Linked DNA regions of Homo sapiens: region 2 is linked to region 1. A link is an interaction called in ENCODE POLR2A ChIA-PET data of the cell type or tissue named here. Cell type or tissue: MCF 10A. All regions are shown on one strand. Region 1 has its middle 23 kb from the start of C1orf21-DT. Region 2 overlaps C1orf21 (chromosome 1 open reading frame 21).

Region 1 (4,000 bases):
AAGGGTGGTAACTTTCAGGTGGTGAGGTTGTTGCCATGGAAAGGGGAGGTAACTCTGATGTGTTGCATGGCAATGGTAAACTGACATGGCACACTGGAGGGCATGTCCTATGGAAAGCTGTTTCTACCCTTTCCCTGTTTTAGCTAGTCCTCAATTTGGTCTGGTGTCTGAGCCCAACCTCCAGAGTCGTGTCTCATCTCCTACCTCAATAGTTCTATGACTTTAGTAACTTTATATACTAGCAAGTTAATATCTCTTGAGCCTCCATTTTCTGATCCATAAAAGAGGGAGTGATACTAACTGTATTGTTGTCAAGATTAAATGAAATTATGCCACTCCCCTGGCACATAGTAGGGGGTTAAAAATCTCACAGCTGGGTTTAGAGTTTCCCCCATGCCTACCAAAACAAATTTTCCCACCAAAGCTTTTCCCTTCTCCTTAAGAATCTTACTTTTCTTCCATGAGAACTCATGATCCTTTAGAGCAGGGCTCAAGCAAACATTTTTTGTAAAAGCCCAGATAGTCAATACTTTAGGCTTTGTGGGCTGCAGGGTATCTGTTGTATATTCTTCTTTGTTTTTGCTATTGTTGTTGTTTTGGTTTTGTTTCTTTACACCTTTACCTTTTTTTGCCTTCTTTACGTTTTAAAATGTAAAATCATTCTGAGCTCATGGGCTATACAAAAGCCTCTAGCCAGACTGGACCCACAACCTGCAGTTTGCTGAACCCCGCTGTAGATCAGTGGTTCTCAAAGTGTAGTCCCCTAACCAGCAGCATCAACGTCTTTTGGGAATTTGTTCAAAGATGCAAATTCTCGGGCCCCATCCCAAACCTACTGAATCAGAAATTCTCAAGTTGGGCCCAGTAATCCGTATAGTAATAAGCCTTCTGGGTGATTCTGATGCAGGCATTCAACAGCGGTTGCATATTAAAATCACCTTTAAAACATTTCAATACCCAGGCTTTACCCTATATCAAATCAGAAACTCTGGGGGCGGGACTAGGCATCCTTTGTTTAAAGTCCTGCAGGTGATTCAATGGGCAGCCATAGCTGAAAACCACTGGTATAAATCTGAGAGATAGTTTTTGTATCTGCAAAGAAAGATTTAGTGCTAATAATATTGCCAAGGTATGCAATACTTGAGAATCTTCTTGTTTTGATAATTTCTTGAAGGAATTCCACGACAATCAATTAATCAAAGGATGACTATACAGTACTACATATAAAGCACCAAGTTAGGTATCCTGGAAATATTTTCTTGAAGCGTATTTATATGGTCCCATCTACTTCTGAGTAGTTTGCATATGGGAAATCAAACTTCTCCGTTTCGAAGAAGCTTATAATTTCCGTTTTACAAGGAAGGACCAACTCAAGAAGCACCACCCAAATTTGTTCACTGAGGTTAAACCTGAAAGACATCTTCACTGGTTACCATTTTCTTACTCCCCTCACCATTGCCCAACAGGCTGGTTCCTTATTTCATTATTCCAAATGGAGTAAGTTGTAGGGTGATTCATTCTTGTTGCAAAAGCACATTTTTCCTATAAATATTCTGTGGAAAAGCCTTTGTATGGTTTTATACTGGTAGGATAATTCTAGAGTGCCACATTTGACAAATGACATCAGCTTGCCTGCCTAGCCATAAACCATTTTATAACTCTTATGCATAATTTGGCTTCAGGTCAAGGTGGTGTAATATGAACAAGCAGAATATACAGCACAGAGTGTCCTCAGAAGCTATCTTAAAGATCAGCAAAACTCATTCCTGTAAGAGAAGCTCATCTGTGAAGCAAGGTCAAGCCCAGTGGTCATCAGAGAAGGATCCCGTAGCTGGAGTTGCTCTTTGCATGGAAGTGCTTCTGCCTTGTACCTCTGCTGTGGCAGACCCTCTAGTTGCCCACCTTACATCCATTCCCTCTACCATCAACTACTGCCCCGTTTTCTTGTTATAGGTATTCCCATTTGTTCAGGAATCAAACAGCCAAATTCTTCAGGGGAGGCTGGCCTTCTCCCCAGCCCCAGGGGTTGAATCTCAGTGGTTGGACAAATCATGATAATTCCATTTCCTTTCCAGTCATTGGTTTAGGAATAAGCATGCGACCCACAATTCTGGCCAATGATACTTCTTGTTTTGACAGGAAGTCTGCAGGGGGACTTCTGCAAGGGGAAGTCTGCAGGCCTCAAAGATGGGCAGCAGTTGGGACAGCTCTCACAGGAAGGTCTTCAGGATCACAGCAGGGACATGTATGTCTCCATAGCTGTCAAAGTTCATGGGCTTCCCTGCACACAGAACACAGTACAGCTGAGGTCTGGGCTCTGGCCTGGAGTTTGCTGCTGCAAAACGAGCTCTGAAGCAAAATGGCTTGAAAACTCCTGGTGCAAATAGCCTTATTCTAGAGCTACATGTCCCATGGATGACTTTGTCCTCACCTGGATATGGGGGTGCTCTTACCTCACCAGCCCCCGTGGCTGCACACCTCGCCGTTACTGCTTCCTCCTGGGTCCCCGGCAGAGGCTGGGGTGGGCTATTTAGCTTCTCTGCAGTGTTGCTTCCAGCTCGGATGGAAGCTCTCTGAGCCCAGGGCCTTAGCACAGGTGACACACAGCCCACAGGCCTGGGACAGGCAGGCAGATGAGTGCCCGAGCTTGGCACCATGCAGCCCTGAGGCTTCGTGAGTAAGGCACGATTGATCGTGTGAGCAGGAGGGATCGAGGGCAAGTCTTCTCAGCAAGGTGGTGGCTTCATTAGTGTTTGCATAGAGGACTCTGCGGGAGGAGCTTCTGGAAAGTTCTGTTTGCTGTTCAAAAGAAATATAAAGATGTTTCTTCTTAGGCCATTGGATACTTTTGTGTGGATATGATGCTCAGGGCTGCTGTAGCCACCTTGAAACCATGAGTGAATATGCCTGGAGCCAAAAGCTAACACAATGAGGATGGTGTAATAGAAAGATGGTTTATTAGGTTCTCCAGAGAAACATATATAGAGAGAAATATAGAGAGATGTAAGAGGAGACATATAATGAAACTTGGCTCACACAATTATAGAGGCCTACAAGTTCCAAGATCTGCCAACGGCAAGCTGGAGAACCAGGAAATTGACTCCTGGTGATGTAACTCCCACTCCGAGGCCAAAAGCCTGAGAACCCGGAGTGTTCTCAAGGTCAAGGGAGGGACAGTGGGAGGTGGAGCTAGTGTAAGTCCCAGAGTCAGAAGGCCCCAGAACCAAGAGCTGTGATGTCCAAGGGTGGGAGAAAATGGATGTCTCAGATCAAGGAGACAGGGAGAGGCTGGGCATGGTGGCTCATGCCTGTAATCCCAGCACTTTGGGAGGCCAAGGTAGGCGGATCACTTGATGTCAAGAGTTCAAGACCAGCCTGGCCAACATGGTGAAATCCCGTCTGTACCAAAAAAAAAAAAAAAAAAAAAAAATTAGCCAGAGGTGGTGGTGCATGCCTATAATCCCAGCTACTTGGGAGGCTAGGGCAGGAGAATCACTTGAACCCGGGAGGTGGAGGCTGTAGTAAGCCAAGATTGTGCCACTGCACTCCAGCCTGGGTGACAGAGTGAGGCTCCATCTCAAAAAGAAACAGACAGGGAGAGAATTCACTCTGCTATTCAGTGGGCATTCAGTGGATTGGATGATACTTGCCCACAATGGTGAGGGCAGATCTTCTTTACTTAGTGCACTGATTCAAATGCTCATCTCTTCCAGAAACACTCTCACAAACACACCCAAAAATAATGTTTAGTCACCTACCTGGGTATTCCTTACCCAGTCAAGTTGACACAAAAAATTAGCCATCACAGATGGGAAGAATCTGGATCCCCAGTGAACTCTGAGCTGAATTTAAAACCCCAAAATCACCTGACTTCAAGACTTTATTGTTATGTGAGGTAATAAATGCCCTTATTGTCTAAGCCACTTCTGGTGGATTTTCTGTTCTTACAGTCAAAAGCATCCTAACTAGCCAGGCAAGGTGGCTCACACCTGTAGTCCCA
Region 2 (4,000 bases), 54 kb after region 1:
ACCTTCCTTTGGTTCCTCCTGACCCTCACTCAACATGACATTGTTCCAGGCACTGGAGCGTGGCCGTTGAGTAAAGTTGTGGGGTGTTGCATTGGAGATGGGCATAGGTAGCCCAAGTTTATGTGTTTAAAGAACACTAACCAGGAAGCCAGGAGGCAAGGACCTCTCCTGTTGGCTTTACTACTAATTAGGAATGTGACAGTAAAAAATCACTTAGCCTCTTTGGACCTTCTTCTTTTGACTCCTTACTCGGTAAGTGTCTAGACTAGTTTTCAAACTTAAGTGCACATCAGAATCATCTAGGAAGATAATTGAAGCAACAGTTCCTGGGTTTTACTAACAGATAATCTGTTCAGTAGGTCTGGGATGGAGCCCTGAAATTTGCTTATTTTGCGTGTTCTGTTCTGATGGAGGTGGTCTGTGAGCCACATTGCCAAAAACACATGGCGTAGGTCAGTGCTTTCCAAACTGTGGGAGGTGACCTATTAATGAGTCATTAAATCAATTTAGTAGATTTTGAAAAGCATTAAAAAAATGAAACAGAAGAGAAAGGAAATTATTGGAAGCATCATGGAGTGAAGCTCAATGAAGTTAGAAAGCCACCTCCTATATTTTTAGGTATTAGTTACAGCAACACCTTATTTCCAAGTCTGTACCTTCAAAAGTCTATTAGGCCTACTTATGGCAAATTGACTTGAATGTGCAAATCGAAGATTTTGGATTCATCCTTCTCCTGCAGCACTGATTACCTGTTTTACAGGTTTTAATATTGACAATGTCCCCTGAACTGCCACAGGATAGAAGTGTTGATCCCATCATTGCAAAAGAAACTTTTTCTTAGAATTAGAACATAGAGTAGGAAGATCCTTTCTACATCTTCTCAGGAATATAATCGGGAACCTTATTCCCTTCCACTTAGTGAAAACAATTTGGATAACATGTAAGAACAGTCCTAGGCAAAAAGGATTGCCAGAGATGAACCAAACCACATCTTCATAGGAACAAAATCATCTTCCTAAAGAGATGATTTATTGAAAGGCTATCTAGATGGTCACCCCTGGCAAACTGAATATCTCTTTCTTCACTAGTATTTGCTCCATAAATGTTTTTTTTGGATGAGTGCTTTCTAAAGCTATTTTATTCTAAGATTTTAAATAAGACTTTTACTCATTCAGTAATTTGTTCCTTGAAGGAATCATGTATTTTAAGATTTTGTTTCCATTGCAGTGGATGATTTTAACCTATAAGAATTACAATGGGAAAAAATAAAATTTTATGAAAATTAATCAAAATGTTAGAAGGCAGTTGACAGAAATCATTAATTTAATTTAATTTAATTTATTATATATGTGCCTATGTGTGTCTAAGTGGGAAATGCTGTCTTCCAAGTAGCTTTGGTGATTTTTTATACTAATCCCAAATAATTTGTCATTGCTTAAAATTAAAAAAAAGCAAAAATGTCCAGCACAAATCACTTTTGGAACTCTTGAATTTCCCTTCAAAGTCAGGTAATGATCCTCATGAGAAAACTGGTTTCATTGCTTAAGGGCTACACCTCATTTTTATGAAAAGCAGTATTACTCAGCATGATCACCTACCTTATTTGGCAGGGTTGTCTCTGAATGCCTGTTGTTGCTTCCCAGAATGAAATATATCTTCAAAGAATGATAATCATCCCTGACCTATTGGAATGGGACACAGACTTCGGAGGCAGCTCAGAAGGAAGTGTTTCAAACATAATGGAGCAATGTTTTTCATCGTGTTACTGGAAGAAATGCTAGTTTCTAAAGATGACCACTCTTAGACATAAAATTCCTGACACATTTGTTTTAAAACAAAAATTGGTCACACTTACTTGACGATTTTGATGGAAAAGTTGCCAATGAAGGGTCTGAGAAACAGGAGATTGGAATTAGGCCAGTTTAGTGACAAGGACCTGAATGGGTATTGCCTATGATTCCTTCAAGGAAGGAATGATTGAATGAATGAAAATCTCTTGTGGGGTGTGTGTGTGTAAATTCCAGGTGATTTATACTCTCCTGTTTTTGGCTCAGTCGAAAGAGCAGTGCTTGACACTAAGAGGGAAGGGTGACTGTAGGCAAGGCAGGACATGCTGCAGACTCAGAGGATTACTGTCAGAGCCCTTTTCAGTGAAAAGAAAAGCTGCATAAAAAGAAAATGGCCTTTGCTAGCATAAGGAAAAACGGTCAAAATTTAGAGCTGCTTCCATAGCGACAATGCTATTTTTTAAGTACAGTTAGATCTGAAATACACCCCTCCCCCAAAGACATCCATGTGTCAAGATAGCTCTCAGAGTAGCTACGGAATGCTTGTGAAGGCTTTTAATTTAACCCAGCTTGTTTATTTTACACTACAATAAAGTAAAAATATCTGCAAATTATAGACCTCAAAAATTTAGACTTTAGGTTTGGTATCTTATTTAACACAGTTTAAGCAGGGATTTAAAATTTGAGGTTTTTAGCACTTATCACAAAAGGAATTCTTGGTGTTTGTGTGTAATCTAACTTTGCATCTTTAAACTCAAAATATAGAACGAACAAGTAAAAGAAAAACTTCAGTTATTCACATGATACCTTGCAGTAGAAGATATTTCATCTGAATCAGGCAGTTTCAAACATCAGAATGCCAGATTCTTCTTCTCCCGCTTTCTCTAGTCACTGAGCTTGCCACCTCCCATCTTGGAATGGTGAAAGCAAATGTTTTCTTATGCTGTATCTGGTGGAGAAACCACTGTGGGAGTTTGTATAGAAGACATAATCAATGTGTTGGGATAAGGCCAGGTCTGACAGGGGATGGGGTATCGCTGCATGAATGTGTGGGGGCAGCAGAACTCTTTGCTGACCTCCCTCTCCTTTCAATGTCTTTGGTTCAGGAGTTGGTTAAGGTGGTGATGGTAGCCTCTGAGTGGGCATTCCCACCCTTGCCTAACCACACAGTCCCTATTCTTAGCCAAATAAGTGAGTGACTGGTTTGGAGTATTTCCCCTTTCCTGAAGAGAAGCTGACCCTTCTGGAAACTTTTGCTCATAGATCCTGTCTCCTTTGTGGCCTGTCATCAACTAAAACTTTGGTCCACCACTGTGCTGAATCAGAGGAAAGAACCTCCAATAGAGTTATCATAACTTCTCTTTATTTTTTGGAGATAGGGTCTTACTCTGTCTCCCAGGGCTGGAATGCAGTGGCGCCATCATGGCTCACTGCAGCCTTGCCTCCTGGGCTCAGGTGATCTTCCCACCTCAGCCTCCCAAATAGCTGGCATGTGCCACCATGCCTGGCTAATTTTTTTGTATGTTTTTTGTAGAGATAGGGTTTCACCATGTTGCCCAGTCTGGTCTTGAACTCCTGGGCTGAAGCAATCTACCTGCCTTGGCCTCTCAAAGTGCTGTGATTACAGGCTTGAACCACTGTGCCCGGCGAAGTTATAACTTTTCTTCTGCGCTCTGGGAACTGCTGGACTTAGCTGTCTGACTTGACTTAGGTTTTGCTCTGTTGGGCTTGTGAAATGGCTCTCACACTACTCCTCAGAACTTGTTTGTGATCAAGAAATACTTGAATTTACAGAATGCCTTTCTTTTGTGGATTCATTAATTTTGACACAGATTTTTCTCATTTAATGTCAATATCCTCAGGCACTACAGAAGGCTTGGTGGCAGCACCAGTTTGTTGAGGCTTAGTGAAGAGGTCTGAGGCTCTCCTGGTCATGTAGCAGGTCTTCAGGGAGACTGATGTTGAATTTAGTAGCTCATGCCAGTTCCTGTTTCACATTCTACTACTGTTGGTTTGGCTATCACAATGTCAGAATGATTTTGTAAGAATGACCATATGTTTTGTTATAAAAGTACAGCTTCTTTTTTGTGTGTGTATATGTGTCTGTGTGTTCTTGGGCCATGTTTTCTTTACATGAGTAAACTGCACTCTAGAGGCTTTCCATAATATGTCCAAGGGGTCTTTCTGTTGTTTGGTGCTGTTGAAGAGGTGAA

Evidence for each region. Peaks named below come from ENCODE experiments on the same cell type or tissue, not always from the same donor. Only the 100,000 strongest peaks of a DNase experiment are listed, where the experiment ranks them.
Region 2: POLR2A ChIA-PET joins it to region 1 with 8 read pairs; 1 of 35 experiments calls an interaction of 5 or more read pairs at or near these places.

Annotation. Positions count from the first base shown.
Region 1 is chr1:184,361,376-184,365,375 of GRCh38, forward strand. No RefSeq gene overlaps it. Among named protein-coding and RNA genes, the nearest start is that of C1orf21-DT, 23 kb to the right of the region's middle. RefSeq lists enhancers at 2,089-2,589, 2,590-3,090. In MCF 10A, no CTCF peak of the experiment used is centred here; DNase peaks (open chromatin) are centred at 1,626 and 3,136.
Region 2 is chr1:184,415,078-184,419,077 of GRCh38, forward strand. The region is part of intron 1 of C1orf21 (chromosome 1 open reading frame 21); the gene reads left to right. Among named protein-coding and RNA genes, the nearest start is that of C1orf21, 30 kb to the left of the region's middle. In MCF 10A, no CTCF peak of the experiment used is centred here; a DNase peak (open chromatin) is centred at 1,614.